Linked DNA regions of Homo sapiens: region 2 is linked to region 1. Evidence: chromatin contacts called from ENCODE Hi-C data. All regions are on one chromosome and are shown on one strand. The core of a region is the stretch at or near the end of the contact, and the rest is flanking DNA. Distances in the headings are between cores, read along the strand shown.

The links. Hi-C counts contacts between places; a loop is a spot of excess contacts on that map. Pooled maps may share reads with other maps.
Region 2: a loop to region 1 is called in a map with no recorded cell type, with 15 times the contacts of the local background. The contact joins two enhancer-like sites. A Hi-C loop is called at or near these places in 3 of 37 single-sample maps with no recorded cell type and 6 of 50 pooled maps.

Annotation. Positions count from the first base shown.
Region 1 is chr2:168,488,232-168,495,032 of GRCh38, reverse strand. The region is part of intron 1 of CERS6 (ceramide synthase 6); the gene reads right to left. Among named protein-coding and RNA genes, the nearest start is that of CERS6, 35 kb to the right of the region's middle. RefSeq lists an enhancer at 4,458-4,847. Within about 2 kb of position 4,397, at least 9 of the 41 ENCODE cell types and tissues checked have a DNase peak (open chromatin) inside an H3K27ac peak, as active enhancers do.
Region 2 is chr2:171,316,167-171,322,967 of GRCh38, reverse strand. It overlaps METTL8 (methyltransferase 8, tRNA N3-cytidine), which reads left to right. Exons shown (of 10, transcript NM_001321154.2): 10 at 1-6,801. Among named protein-coding and RNA genes, the nearest start is that of METTL8, 110 kb to the left of the region's middle. RefSeq lists enhancers at 2,801-2,850, 2,996-3,818, 4,297-4,396, 5,124-5,183, 6,286-6,801 and silencers at 4,406-4,608, 5,915-6,209. Within about 2 kb of position 4,432, at least 7 of the 41 ENCODE cell types and tissues checked have a DNase peak (open chromatin) inside an H3K27ac peak, as active enhancers do.

The sequences.
Region 1 (6,801 bases), core at 3,148-5,647:
TGCACCTGACAGCAATAACTTAAACATACCCTCAGAATGACCCTATGGTCTAAAAAGAATGTGTGTTCAAGGTTCCAAGCTAAGGAATCCAGGAGTAGCCAACCCAGAGATTCATTCCTTATCTATAAGGAACATCTGAACCCCTGGCCCACCCCACAGAATGCAAGCCATACAGGGAATCAAAGCCCTTTGTGTTGGGTTAAATGAAGATTGCCAGGTGGAGGTCACTAGGGGGAGAATGCTAAGTGAAAAAGCTATCGATATTCCATGCTTTTAACAAAGGGTAGTGGTTCTCCTGTCCAGCCTGCCACCACTGGAACACCCTGTATATAAGTCCCCTCAATCAACTCTATGACTCGTTCGCTGGCTCTGGGTCTCTTCTTCGGTCTCTTGAACATGGTGTCATCCCTAGTGAAGTCGATAGGGGGCCAGCAGGACACACTCAGCTCACTGGAAAGGGCTGACAAAGACCCATTTATTTTTTCCTTTGAAGATATTGAGAAACTGTTATTTATTTAACAAGCATTTACAGTGTTAGATATATGTTTTAATTTAAATACTAATTTATTTGATCCTCATCATAACCCAAAGAGATACACACCATTTTTATCCTCATTTCACAGATGATGAAACTGAAGCACAGAAAGGTTAACTAACTAGCCCAAAGTCGAAGAGCTAATAAACACGGAAGCTGAGGCAGTCTGAGTCCAGAGTTCGGGCTCTTAACCACTGCACTCTATAAAAGGCACAGAGCTAAGCACTGGGAATCTACCAGGGAGCAAGACAGACCCCATCTCTGTCCTCTCTGGATCTTACCTGCTAGCCAGGAAGGACTGGTAAAGAGCAGACCATATTAACAATGTAATTACAATTGCCAAAATGCCACAGTGGAAAAGTGATGGGGCAGCTGCACAAACACAAGGGTGAAGGACAAGAGAAACATTCCCTGAGCCCTCGACGATTCCTCCTACAACACTGGAAAATAACGAATAATATTCCATTGTAGAAAGGAGGCTCTTCTGGCTTAGCAAGAAGAGGTGAAAGACAGAGGCAGAATTCATCCTTAGTCTGTGCAGTCTTGACACCAGTCTGGCTGTTAGAAAAAACTTTCTCCTAGATCGCTTCCACCTGTCATCATTGTCATCTTTTTGCATTATATGTTATATATAATATATTGATATATTAATGTATATTATATTAATATATTACATTAATCTGTATGTTACATTATGAAAGGTTTAGGTATTTGTATTTATGTGGGTGTCTCACCAAATGCAGGAACCTGGTCTTATCACTTTGACAATAACCACCTAATACCAAGTACTCACCCACAATAAGACTGTAATACACATGTGGGTTATTGGTGTTCAGCTAAAATTGATTCCTATCATGGTTGATCTGAAGGCCATATTACATTGTTAATATGGTCTGCTCTTTACCAGTCCTTCCTGGCTAGCAGGTAAGATCCAGAGAGGACAGAGATGGGGTCTGTCTTGCTCCCTGGTAGATTCCCAGTGCTTAGCTCTGTGCCTTTTATAGAGCGCAGTGGTTAAGAGCCTGAACTCTGGACTCAGACTGCCTCAGCTTCCGTGTTTATTAGCTCTTCAACCCTGGGCTAGTTAGTTGATCTGCCCTACCTTGGTAGCTGAGGAGTTAAAAGAGTGAGTAGACAGGAGGCAGAAGAATAAACATACATCTCATGACTTCATTCCAAGAGCCTGTTAGGTGTTTTCACAAGTTACTTTATTTAAGTGGCTAGGAGAGATCAGATGTTTCAGATAAGGTGGATCTGAGAAGCTACTGGGGCTGATCTGAAAGAAAAAAAATTTTTTTTCATTTTAAAAGTACAATAAGGAAAATGGAATGCAACCAAAACATCCAGTTTCAAAAGAACAGAAATTTAGCATAAAAAATTATGTTTGCAAGGAGTTTGTAACAAATGGAGAAAAATTTATATTCTAATAATCTTCACATATTCAGAGAAAGAGCAAAGAATGACAGAAGTATACATTCTAAAAACAAGTAATAGTACTAATGGATCCCATTGAGAAGTAAAAAGAAGAAGATTAAGAGGAAATTTTAACACTCATTGTATACCACTCAATTGTTTCCTATACATAATTTAAAAATTAAAACAAAATTACATTTAGAGTCATTATGTATAAAAATGGTGAAAATGCTTAAGCTATAAAGTTACTGTGACAGGACAAACTTTTTAATACAAAATAATTTTAACTACATATTCCTCTCCCAATAAAAGAAACTAGAAAACTTAAACGTAAGACCTAAAATCATAAAAATCTTAGAAGAAAGCCTAAGCAATACCATTCAGGACATAGGCATGGCCAAAGACTTCATGACTAAAACACCAAAAGCAATGGCAACAAAAGCCAAAATCGACAAATGGGATCTAATTAAACTGAAGAGCTTCTGCACTGCAAAATAAACTATCATCAGAGTAAACAGGCAACCTACAGAATGGGAGAAAATTTTTGCAATCTATCCAGCTGACAAAGGGCTAATATCCAGAATCTACAAAAAACTTACACAAATTTACAAGAAAAAAACAACCCCATCAAAAAGTGGGCAAAGGATATGAACAGACACTTCTCAAAAGAAGACATTTATGTGGCCAACAAACATGAAAAAGAGCTCATCATCACTAGTCATTAGAGAAATGCAAATCAAAACCACAATGAGATACCATCTCACACCAGTTAGAATGGTGATCATTAAAAAGTCAGGAAACGACAGATGCTGGAGAGGATGTGGACGAATAGGAATGCTTTTACGCTGTTGGTGGGAATGTAAATTAGTTCAGCCATTGTGGAAGACAGTGTGGCAATTCCTCAAGGATCTAGAACTAGAAATACCATTTGACCCAGCAATCCCATTACTGGGTATATACCCAAAGGATTATAAATCATTCTACTGTCAAGACACATGCACACGTATGTTTACTGCGGCACTGTTCACAATAGCAAAGACTTGGAACCAACCCAAATGCCCATCAATGATAGACTGGATAAAGAAAATGTGGCACATATACACCATGGAATACTATGCAGCCATAAAAAAGGATAAGTTCATGTCCTTTGTAGGGACATGGATGAAGCTGGAAACCATTATTGTCAGCAAACTAACACAGGAACAGAAAACCAAACACCACATGTTCTCACTCGTAAGTGGCAGCTGAACAATGAGAACACATGGACACAGGGAGGGAAACACACACTGGGCCTGTTGGGGGGTGAGGGGCTAGGGGAGGCGATAGCATTAGGAGAAATACCTAATGAGTTGATGGGTGCAGCAAACCACCATGGCACGTGTATACCTATGTAACAAACCTACACGTTCTGCACATGTATCCCAGAGCTTAAAGTATAATTTTTAAAAAAAAGAGAAGCTAGAAAACTTGAACACTATTAACCATAGTTCCATAGTTAACCCTAAGGAGTCAGTTTCTACTTTCTTACTGTGTCTACTTTCCTATTGTTTAAAGTATTTACAATAAGCATTTATCACTTTCATTATTGAAAAAAAAACAAAGATTAGAAAAGAACAAATAGCACAGAAAATATACTAATATGATAAGTGGCAGGATTACAGTTGTTTTGCTGACTCCTAAATATAAAGTCAAATATAAAGAAGCCAAGACTGTCACTTGGAAATGATTAAGTTCAAAGTAAAAACTAAGACTGCTTTTAATGAAAAACAGCCAAACATGGGCGCAAAGCCCTATATGAACAAAGGAAGAAGCACTCCTTAGTTTTAAGTATTTTTAACCTAATCCTCTTTCCTTCCTCATATTCTTCTTTTGCAGATGTGGTAACCCTGTTTTCTTTCAAACAGTCATTTGGAAAGAGAAGCTGACAATGGCAGTTTGCTGGAGCCAGGTCACAGACTCCATCCTCAGCGTGACTGTCAACTGCCTGCAGACAATGAGGCTCTTCCCTCACCTCTTTGGCACTCCTTGCTTCTAGGCTTCCCAGTTCTTTTGGGACTTTCGTTTTTCCCCTCAGAAAATGTTACCTGCCTCCCCAAAGTATGAATACAAAGTACATCTCACAAAACAGTGAAAAGAAGAAAATTGCTGTTTTAAGTTAGCCCGATGTCAAAGTGTCACTTGGTAGCAAAATATGGATCTTCTTTGCAAACTCTGCGGGGAAGGTCTGTTGACATTATACACACTATCATCATATATTCTCTCCTTTGAGGTATAGACGTACTTTGTAAAGCAGAAACAAAAGAAAAGCAGGGAGCCCCAGTTCCTCTCTGATAGTAAGCCCAGTAGAGCCTCTCTCTCTCTCTCGCTTTTTAAAACTAAAAGCTCTGGCCACAAAAAGAGCTGAGTGCCTGGGACAGAGATGAGCAACAAAGGGAAGTATGGGTTGTGACCTGAGTGAGAAAAGTCATATCCTGTAAACTTAGCAGAAGCATGTGCTCGATACTCAACAGCTACCAAAATAATACAAAGAGCAACAACTGAGGACTGAAATGTTAACAAGGTGAATTCTGGAGGAGTCAAATGTAAAGAAATGATCTACAAGGAGATGAGTTTCCAGTTTTGTTTTGTTTGGTTTTGTTTTTTCTTTTATTCTGGCAGCTATGTCCTGGAGCAGGACCCAGTCACAGAGCCCCACTATACAGCAGAGCAGCAGGACAGCAGCCTGAGCCACTCATACTCCAGGAAACCCAGTCTTTATGACCACAGGAACCTGGAAAAGGAGCCCTCACAGGCCAAAGAGGATGGGGGAATCACGGAGAGAAAGAAAATGGAGAAGCGAATCCCCTAATTCTGAACATGAATCAGCACAATTCCTGGCTTCACCCTAAGCTGTGCATGCATGACACAGATCTAGAACAGTATAGCAACAGCTATAAGAACTGAACTAAGTCTAGAAACCACTGCCCCTGAGAGGCACACACGGGACAGACCCAGAGTTGCATCACAAAGGCTTTGAAACCTGAACTGAGATTAGTACCACTTGCCACAAGAAGGTGAGACAGAAATATAACCTGAATCTAGCTGGGTTTATTGCCTGCTAAAAGAAATTTTAAAAGATCAACATTATTTAGAAGATTAGAACAGGACCCAGAATCTATACCACATAACATACACAATGTCCAGGATACAATCCAACATCATTCCACATACGAAGAACTAGGAAAATATGATCAGTTCTTAGGGAAAAAAGCAATCAGATTCCAACTCTGAGAAACCCAAAGGACAAATATTATAAATATCCTCCATGGTGATATGGAATGAATGGAAAGACAGAAGTTCTCAACAGAAAAATTAAAACTAGAAAAACAAGTGCATATTGTGGAAATAAAAATATAATATCTGAAATAAATTCATGGGATAGCTCAAGTCAAAATATATATATAACCGAAGAAAGAGTAAGTGAACTTGAAGAGTCAGTGAAATGATCCAATATGAGGAACAAAGAAAAAAAAATTTGTTGAGACAAATGAGCTGAGCCTCAAAGACCTGCAGGAAAATATCACAAAGTTCTAGCATTCATGTCACTGGTTTTCCAGAAAAAAAAAAAAAAAAATTGGTGGAGAAACTATTTGAAGAAATAATAGCCCAAAACTTCCCACTCATTAAAAGACACAAATTTACAAATGCAAGAAGTTCACAAACCCCAAACAGAATAAGCTCAAAAATAGTCACACTTAGTCAACTGCTTAAAAGCAAAAATAAAGTATTCACAATGGCTAAAGTTACACATTATTACAGAGGAAGAATGGTTTGAATTACTGAAAACTTCACATCATAAACCAAGCAGGCAAGAAATCAATAGAAAAACATCTTTAAAATGCTGAAGGAAAAAAATCCACCAACCTAAAATTCCATATCCATCAATAACATCCTTCAGGAAAGAAAGCTAAATAATGGTATTTTTAGATGGAGGAAAATTAAAAGTATTCATTTTCAGCAGACTTGCTCTACAAAAAGCTAAGGAGCGTGCTTCAGGCTTAAGGGAAATAACCTCAGAAAGAAATTGGAATCTTCACAAAAAACAGAAATAATAAATATCTCGGTAAATATAGAAGACTACTTTCCCTTAAGTTCTTTAAAATTTATATGATTGCTGAAAGCAAAATGTGTAACACTGGTGGGGTTTCAATGTATGTAGATGTAATATACATCATGATTATAACCTACAGGTAAGTGGGGAAGGATAAAGGAAACTCTATCATAAAGAGTCTACATTTTACTTAAAGAATATAACATTAACTCTTGAGTAGAGTGTGAAAGTTTTGGTGTATTATATTATAACTCCCAGAGCATTCACCAAAAAAAAATTTTTTTAAAGATAGCAAAATAGCTAATATGGAATATTAAGAGGGAATGCTAAAAAGATTCAAATAACCCAAAAGACAGAAAAAGGGGGAAGAAACAAATAACTGAGGGAATACACGGAAAACAAATAACAAAATGGTGTGTCTAAATCCAATCATGTCACTAACTATATTAAACAAAAATGATCTAAACACACCCATGAAAAAAGATTTTTCAAAATTACAAGAACCAACTATATGCTGCCTACAAGAAACCCATTTTAAATACAAGTCCTACACAGATTAAAAGTAAAGGATGAAGAAACTACGTCATATAATAATCAAAATAAATCTATTAATACATTAATATATAGATTGGCTATATTAATTTCATCCAAAATCCTATTCTTGTTTTTCCCAATTTTTCATTCCTCTATGCTAACATATTTATACATAGTGGCTATTCCTTCTTTACTCAGAAAAACATTACCAGAGTATTAAGCTGTGTTC
Region 2 (6,801 bases), core at 3,183-5,682, 2.8 Mb before region 1:
CCTCACTGCTACACTCCCACCAGTGCCATGATAGTTTACAAATGCCATGGCAACATCAGGAAGTTACCCATATGGTCTACAAAGGGGAGGCCTGAATAATCCACCCCTTGTGTAGCATATAATCAAGAAATAACCTTAAAAATGGGCAACCAGTAGCCCTTGGGGCTGCTCTGCCTATGGAGTAGCCATTCTTTATGTTTTACTTTTTTTTTTTTTTTTTTTTTGAGATGGAGTCTTGCTCTGGCACCCAGGCTGGAGTGCAGTGGCGTGATCTCAGCTCACTGCCAGCTCCACCTCCCGGGTTCACGCCATTCTCTTGCTTCAGCCTCCTGAGTAGCTGGGACTACAAGCACCCACCACCATGCCCAGCTAATTTTTTTTTTTTTTGTATTTTTAGTAGAGACGGGGTTTCACCATGTTAGCCAGGATGGTCTCAATCTCCTGACCTTGTGATCCGCCCGCCTCGGCCTCCCAAAGTGCTGGGATTACAGGTGTGAGCCACCGCGCCCAGCCTATTCTTTACTTAAACTTGTTTTCACTTTGCTGTATGGACTCAATTCTTTCTTGCACAAGATCCAAGAATCCTCTCTTGGCGTCTGGATCCAGACCCTTTCTGGTATCAGTGGTAAGCTCTGTTTAAGACAACTGTCATACCCAAGAGAATTCTTAAATTGTGGCAGTTAAAAATGTATTTATCCCCTCGAGGGCCGGGCGCAGTCGCTCAAGCCCGTAATCCCAGCACTTTGGGAGGCCGAGGAGGCGGATCATGAGGTCAGGAGTTCAAGACCAGCCTGACCAACACTGTGAAACCCTGTCTCTACTAAAAATACAAAAAAAATTAGCCAGGCGTGGTGGTGGGCACCTGTAATCCCAGCTACTCGGGAGGCTGAGGCAGGAGAATCACTTGAACCCGGGAGGCAGAGGTTGCAGTGAGCCGAGATGACACCACTGCCCTCCAGCCTGGGTGACAGTTGTTAGACTGCGTATCAAAAAAAAAAAAAAAAATTTATTTACTCCCTTGCTTCAAAAAGGACATAAGTTGGCTTGCAAATCACATTTTGTAGAAATGAAGTTTTTAAGATTAGTCTCATACTCATTACATAATATTTATTGACTACTTACATATTGAGTGCTAAATTCAGTGGAATAATATGAACAATAAAGACCCAGCCTTGTTTATGCTCTTCAGGGAGCATAAATAGAGTACAGCTGGCAAAACAAAATGTGCATATCCCAAACCTGTAAATCATGATCTAAGACAATATACAAACACTCAAATAGGGAACTTACCAGCTAGCAGACTTTGATTATGAACCACAGAACCTAGAATAAATAAATACTCTCTTGAAAGAACCATCATTGGAATAATTAAGTTCCAACTGTTTTTTCTTTCTGAATTCACTTAAAATCCAATTTCTAGAAGAATATCATTGGTCCAGCTTTAGTCATTGGTTCATCTCTTAACAGGCTGGGGCAGGGCAGCTTAATTGATGATGCCACCAGAATGGGCAACATGGGAAAAACCCTATCTCTACCAAAAATACAAAAATTAGCCAGTGATGGTGGCACGCACCTGTTGTCCCAGCTACTCAGGAGGCTGAGCTGGGAGGATCTTTTGAGCCTGGGAGGCAGAGGTTGCAGTGAGCTGAGATCGCACCACTGCACTCCAACCTGGAGTGGAAGGAAATTTCACTTCCTGGAATGGAAGAAAGTTCTTCAAAGGAAAATCAAGACACTGCTGTCAAAAAACACCAGGGGAGGGATGCTGTCCAGTCACAGCCAACACATCATATAGCAGTGGTAGCAGTAGTAATAGTATTTCCAGAGAGAGAGAGAGAGATTAGCTCTGAAAAAGAATGGAGAAGAATCAGGTTTCTTGGGGGAGGTAGGTCTCAGGCTAGTTCTTGAATGTACATTCTCAGCAGATGGTGAGAAGACAAGTGTGGTGTGGGACATTAATGATGAGGGATAGGTAGAAAAGATGGGAAGGGGGTCAGCTTGTAGATAACCTAGACTAGCAGGTGTATGACTTCTAGTCTCTGAACTGGAGCCATCTGAGATCAGTTTGAGATATGGTGTCTTATAAATGTATTGAGAGAGGTTGAGGAGTTGTCTATAGAATGGAATGGAGTGAGGTCAGAGATCAGTGGCAAGGAAGACCACATAAAGGTTTTTGCACAAACTTGCCTTGATGGCAAGTCCTCAAAAGTACAATTATCAAGCTTTCTGTTTAAACATGCATAAGTCAGTAAATATAAACATTAAAATTTGCCCAAGACTCTTAACTCAGTTGTATTTCATAATTAAAGTGTACATTAAAAAGCCAAACTAGTCATGAAAGTATTACATACAGCAAGGGCAGTTTAGATAAGTTAATGTTGCTATGGGAACCCCAGCAGATCTCCTTGTGTCTCCGTTTAAAAATCATGGCCCAAGGTGGTTTCAAAAACAACAGAAGGTAAAATTATTCTCACATTCTCACACATGTAAATTGTACTGTCTCTCTCAGTTCTAAATAGCGGATTCAAGCCAGCCTCTTGACTGGCACAGTAAAATTCGGCTTCGTGTCTTTCTATAATGTATTACAGCATGTGAGTTAACCTTTAGAAGCTTCAAAAATACATCAACCAAATTTGGACTGTGAGACACAAACTGGTCTCTTTTGGGCTCTGTCCAGCATAGCCTTCCTATTCCACATGGCTGCGCAGCAGGGCCATTTCCACCAGTGTCTTCTGCTTGCCTGGTCAGTCTTTCTGTCTCTTAACCTACCTACAACAACTTCCTTCTCGGGGTTTGCTGCTAGATAGAAATGTAGATTTTGGCACAGAAAGAAAAGGGAAAGACCTATTTGGAATTTTGTCTATAGATGTTAAGAAATCATGAAGCGTTGCAAATGTAACTGCTTGGGTATTAGTTTAAAATATTTGATAACTGCATGAAATTCTAATTTACCCCTCACATCCATAAAGCTAGGACCAGTTGGTTAGGCAGAGTTTGATATTTAAAAATTCATCTTCTGAGAGAGCTGAATTTCAAAAGGACCATTTTCTTTCCAGGAGTAAAAGGTATATTCTTTCATCTTCTTACAGTACAGAAACAATGGAATATATTGTTTAAATGCACCCTTCATTTTTTTCTCCATTTCTAAAAATTCACTTTTGAGCATCGTCCAAATGTAAAAATTCTCACACATGAGGAACTGTTTCCGAAGGTTGTGAGAAAGTCAAGATAACAGTTTCTATTATTAAAAGTTTTGCATTCGGTATGACACATTTGCCTGTATTGAAACACCCATTTAACATTGACTTCTGAGAACTTATTTGCTTTGCCTCTCTCGATTCCATATGCTTTGTCTACAAATTGTGAACACGTCCCGGTTTCTACCCGTGTGTGATTCTAAGTCGTTGCTGTACTCTAGCTTGTACGTGAAAATTCACCCATATGCAGATAGCTGCCCTCTTGGAGGCAAAACTTAAAGCTATCAGAACCATCTGGATTGTTAAACCCCAAAACTTCCAACTCATCAAAGTCCTGAAGCCTGAATAGATCACACATTGTTACTTCTAATTGGTTTTGATGTTTGTTATGCTCCTCACAAGTGCAGATAACTTCACATTTGCATCACTAATCGACCTCTTTCAAAGCCTCTGCTCCTCCTGCTTCCTGCCTCTGTTAGTCATCAGGAGACTTAGTGTTGGCGTGGGTATTTTCCCCGCTTGTGAAAGTGCATTGTCAATTCTAGAGCATTAAATATATGTGAGGTATTGTTATTAATCTACAAGGCAGTACACACAGTATTCCAGCAACAGTGACTTTTTCAAAGGTTTTATGAGACATTGTAAGAAAGACAGTATCTTTCCATGGAAAAAAGTGTTGCCTCAGAGTCAAACAGGAAGCATGGGTCCTAGTTCCTATTGAACTGCTTAGCTACTCTTAATTTAGCTCTGAATGCTAGATTTTGTGTATACTATACACATTATTTAATCCTCAAACTCCTAGGAATTCATTTTGATGATAACCATTTACAGAAGAGATGTTGGGTAACTTGCTCAGGATACCACATCTAGTAAGTAGCAGAGTCACAACTCGGACCCAGAACTCTCTGATTCCAAAACCTCTACTTGCTGCTCTTGTAATGGATGGGCCCAAATGCTGCTGGGAAAGGCACCAGGGAAGAAAGAGCTTTCTGAGTCAAGCAGAAAACGATAGCAGTGGAGAGGAGTTTGTTTCAGACGACCTTCAAGGTTATGGCTCATTCTAGATCCAATCATTCTAGCAAATAAGTAGGTTACACTTGTCCACAATTACAAATTGGAAAAGAAGAGAAGGAAAGGAACTGAGAGGAATGACAAAGCAAAAAGCTTTCAATCAGTTCTTTTCAGCATTCTGCTTCTGCCTAGTTCTGCACTCGCCCCACCCCCTCAGGCTTCAGCCTTCCACTTGGCATCCCTCCTCGCAGAGCACTCTCACTTGCATACTCCTCGCTTAAAGAAAAAAAGCATTCTGTACTGCAGTGGGGAAAAAAAACCCTTAAAATGTCTTCAAAAGGATTCAGCTCTAGGGTAATGTAAAATATGTGAAATCAGGAGGTGTCCATAATAAAATATGAGTGAAAACATCGTTATTTAAAACATTGTATGTACATTAATGCCACATTAATACCAATTCAGGCATGAAATGTTGAGCATTTCTTGGAATACGGTTTCTTGGAATATGGTTGGGGATTTGAGAGGCGCAAAGGTACCCGCAAGATGGCTTTGGTGTAGTTATAAATATAAATAGAAGTAAAATAACAGTTGCATCTTCATTTATAATGAATCTATATTGTGGCCTCAAAGCTACAGAGAAAAGTGGATGCCAAAATCTGTCTTTCATTAACATATGTCTTAAATGACAAGGAAGAGGTGTTGAAGATAAAATTACTTTTTCCTATGAGTATGAATCAGCAACATGCAGTAACAAGCAAGTAATAATAGTTCTGCGTGTGAGTGCCTACAGAGGGTAAGAAAAATAGCATCAGATTGAAAAAGCAAGTGCACCTGCAGAAGGGACCCAGGAGGCTGCAGAGCACAGCTCCCTTGAGCATCATCTCAAAGTGTCTCAGAGCACAGTGACCCTAATTCTGGCAAGTCAGGTTGGCATGAGATGGATGGAGCACACTGAAATCTCCAGATGGTCAGACAGCCCACCCTCAGCTGCCCCTGGAGCTCGGCAAAGGCAAGCTACAAGGCACTGCTACTTGGCCAAGAGTTTAAAACAACAGCTTCTGATTCTACAGTGTCTGTGGTTTCACAACCACTTAACCTTAAGTAAGGAACAGCTAGAGTTAGCTGAATGAATAAATACACGTTAACGTTACATAAAGAGGGAAAAAAAGCAATACTTGAGCACATAGACTTCAAATAGTGTCCAGCTAGCTGTGTCCTTGGCATCCCAGTGATCTGGGTCTTTATCTTTGATTTTCTCCAGCAGGTAGGCACTGAGTAGATCCAGGGCCCAGGGCGGGAAATGCTTCTGTATCAGATGTTACCTATCAAATAAAATGAGCCTTTGATTGCCTCCTAAAGCTCCAGCATCGTCTTTCCTAGTTGGGCTGATGAGGTTTGGTCCAGAAAAATGGAATTTTGTTATGCTTATAAAAATTATTTGGCCAAATATTTTCAATCCATTGCTCCTAGTTCATTGCAGAAAACGCAGAAATTAATTTTTTCCTCAGTTAACCTTTATATATCAAGTGTTGGTTGTTTCAAAAAACACTGGAGGACAGTCACCCTTTGGGCTTTTAAGGCTTTTCCGCTGGAAGCAAGCACTAAACCTGTGTGACTTCCTAAAATTAGCAATGAGCCCGCTGCTGAGTCCACTGCATTAGTGGGGCTTTTTTGTTTTTTGTTTTTAATGCTCTGTACTTAGCACAAGCAACACTATGTAATTGCTGCCTCATTTCTCTCACCTTCTGCCTCCTGAGAGCAACTTGTGTTCCTCCTGAGGCAGTCCTGCTAAACAGAATGCTTGGCGTAAAGAATGCGATCGCTCTCCTTACATCTTTAGTTGTGCCCTGCTCCCTCAGGTGAGCAGAGACATATCCCCCTAAGCAGCATTTGGCACTCGCACTGAAAATTGCCTGAAAGAGAATGGCTGAAATTGCCAGTATCACATGCTGCATTGAAACAAGAAAGAAATTTCTGCCTCCAAGGATAATTGCTTTTCTCATTGCTCATACTTTTTCTTTCGCAGCCCTCATTTATTTTAATATTTATATCTTTACTTTGACTTTCTACAAGATATTTTTTAAGTTTCTTTTTAATCCAAATGAAAGATGAAATTCAGGATCCCAAAAAGCAAGGAAGATCTATCCTTTCCATGAATATATTCTTAATCCACCACTCTCTGAGATGTCTCTTCATTTGCAGCTTTGTTTCTTAATAGAACACCTGGGCTCTGGAGATTAGTGAGACAAAGCTTCATTATAATCTTCCTTGTTTTACTCACATTTCTTCCATGCTTTCTCTCCCTAACTCACTCTCCAGGTGCTTCTTTCTCTTGCCAAATAGTGCAAGGAAATACTTTTGCAGATCTTTTGTTTACTTTAGGAAAAAACCATGGATCCAGGCTTCCCCATTCAGCACTGCTGCTCATTTCCTGACTGGCCTTTACAGTTTGGCTCAGTAGCAACTTGGGGACTTGTTTTCTACCCACAGGAAAGGAGCTGGGTGCCCGGCAGCCCCATGCCGGCATGAGAATTAAGTCCTGCTCATTCCCTGGATAAGCAAGCTGACGTTTTCCTCATAGATTTTCTTTTCC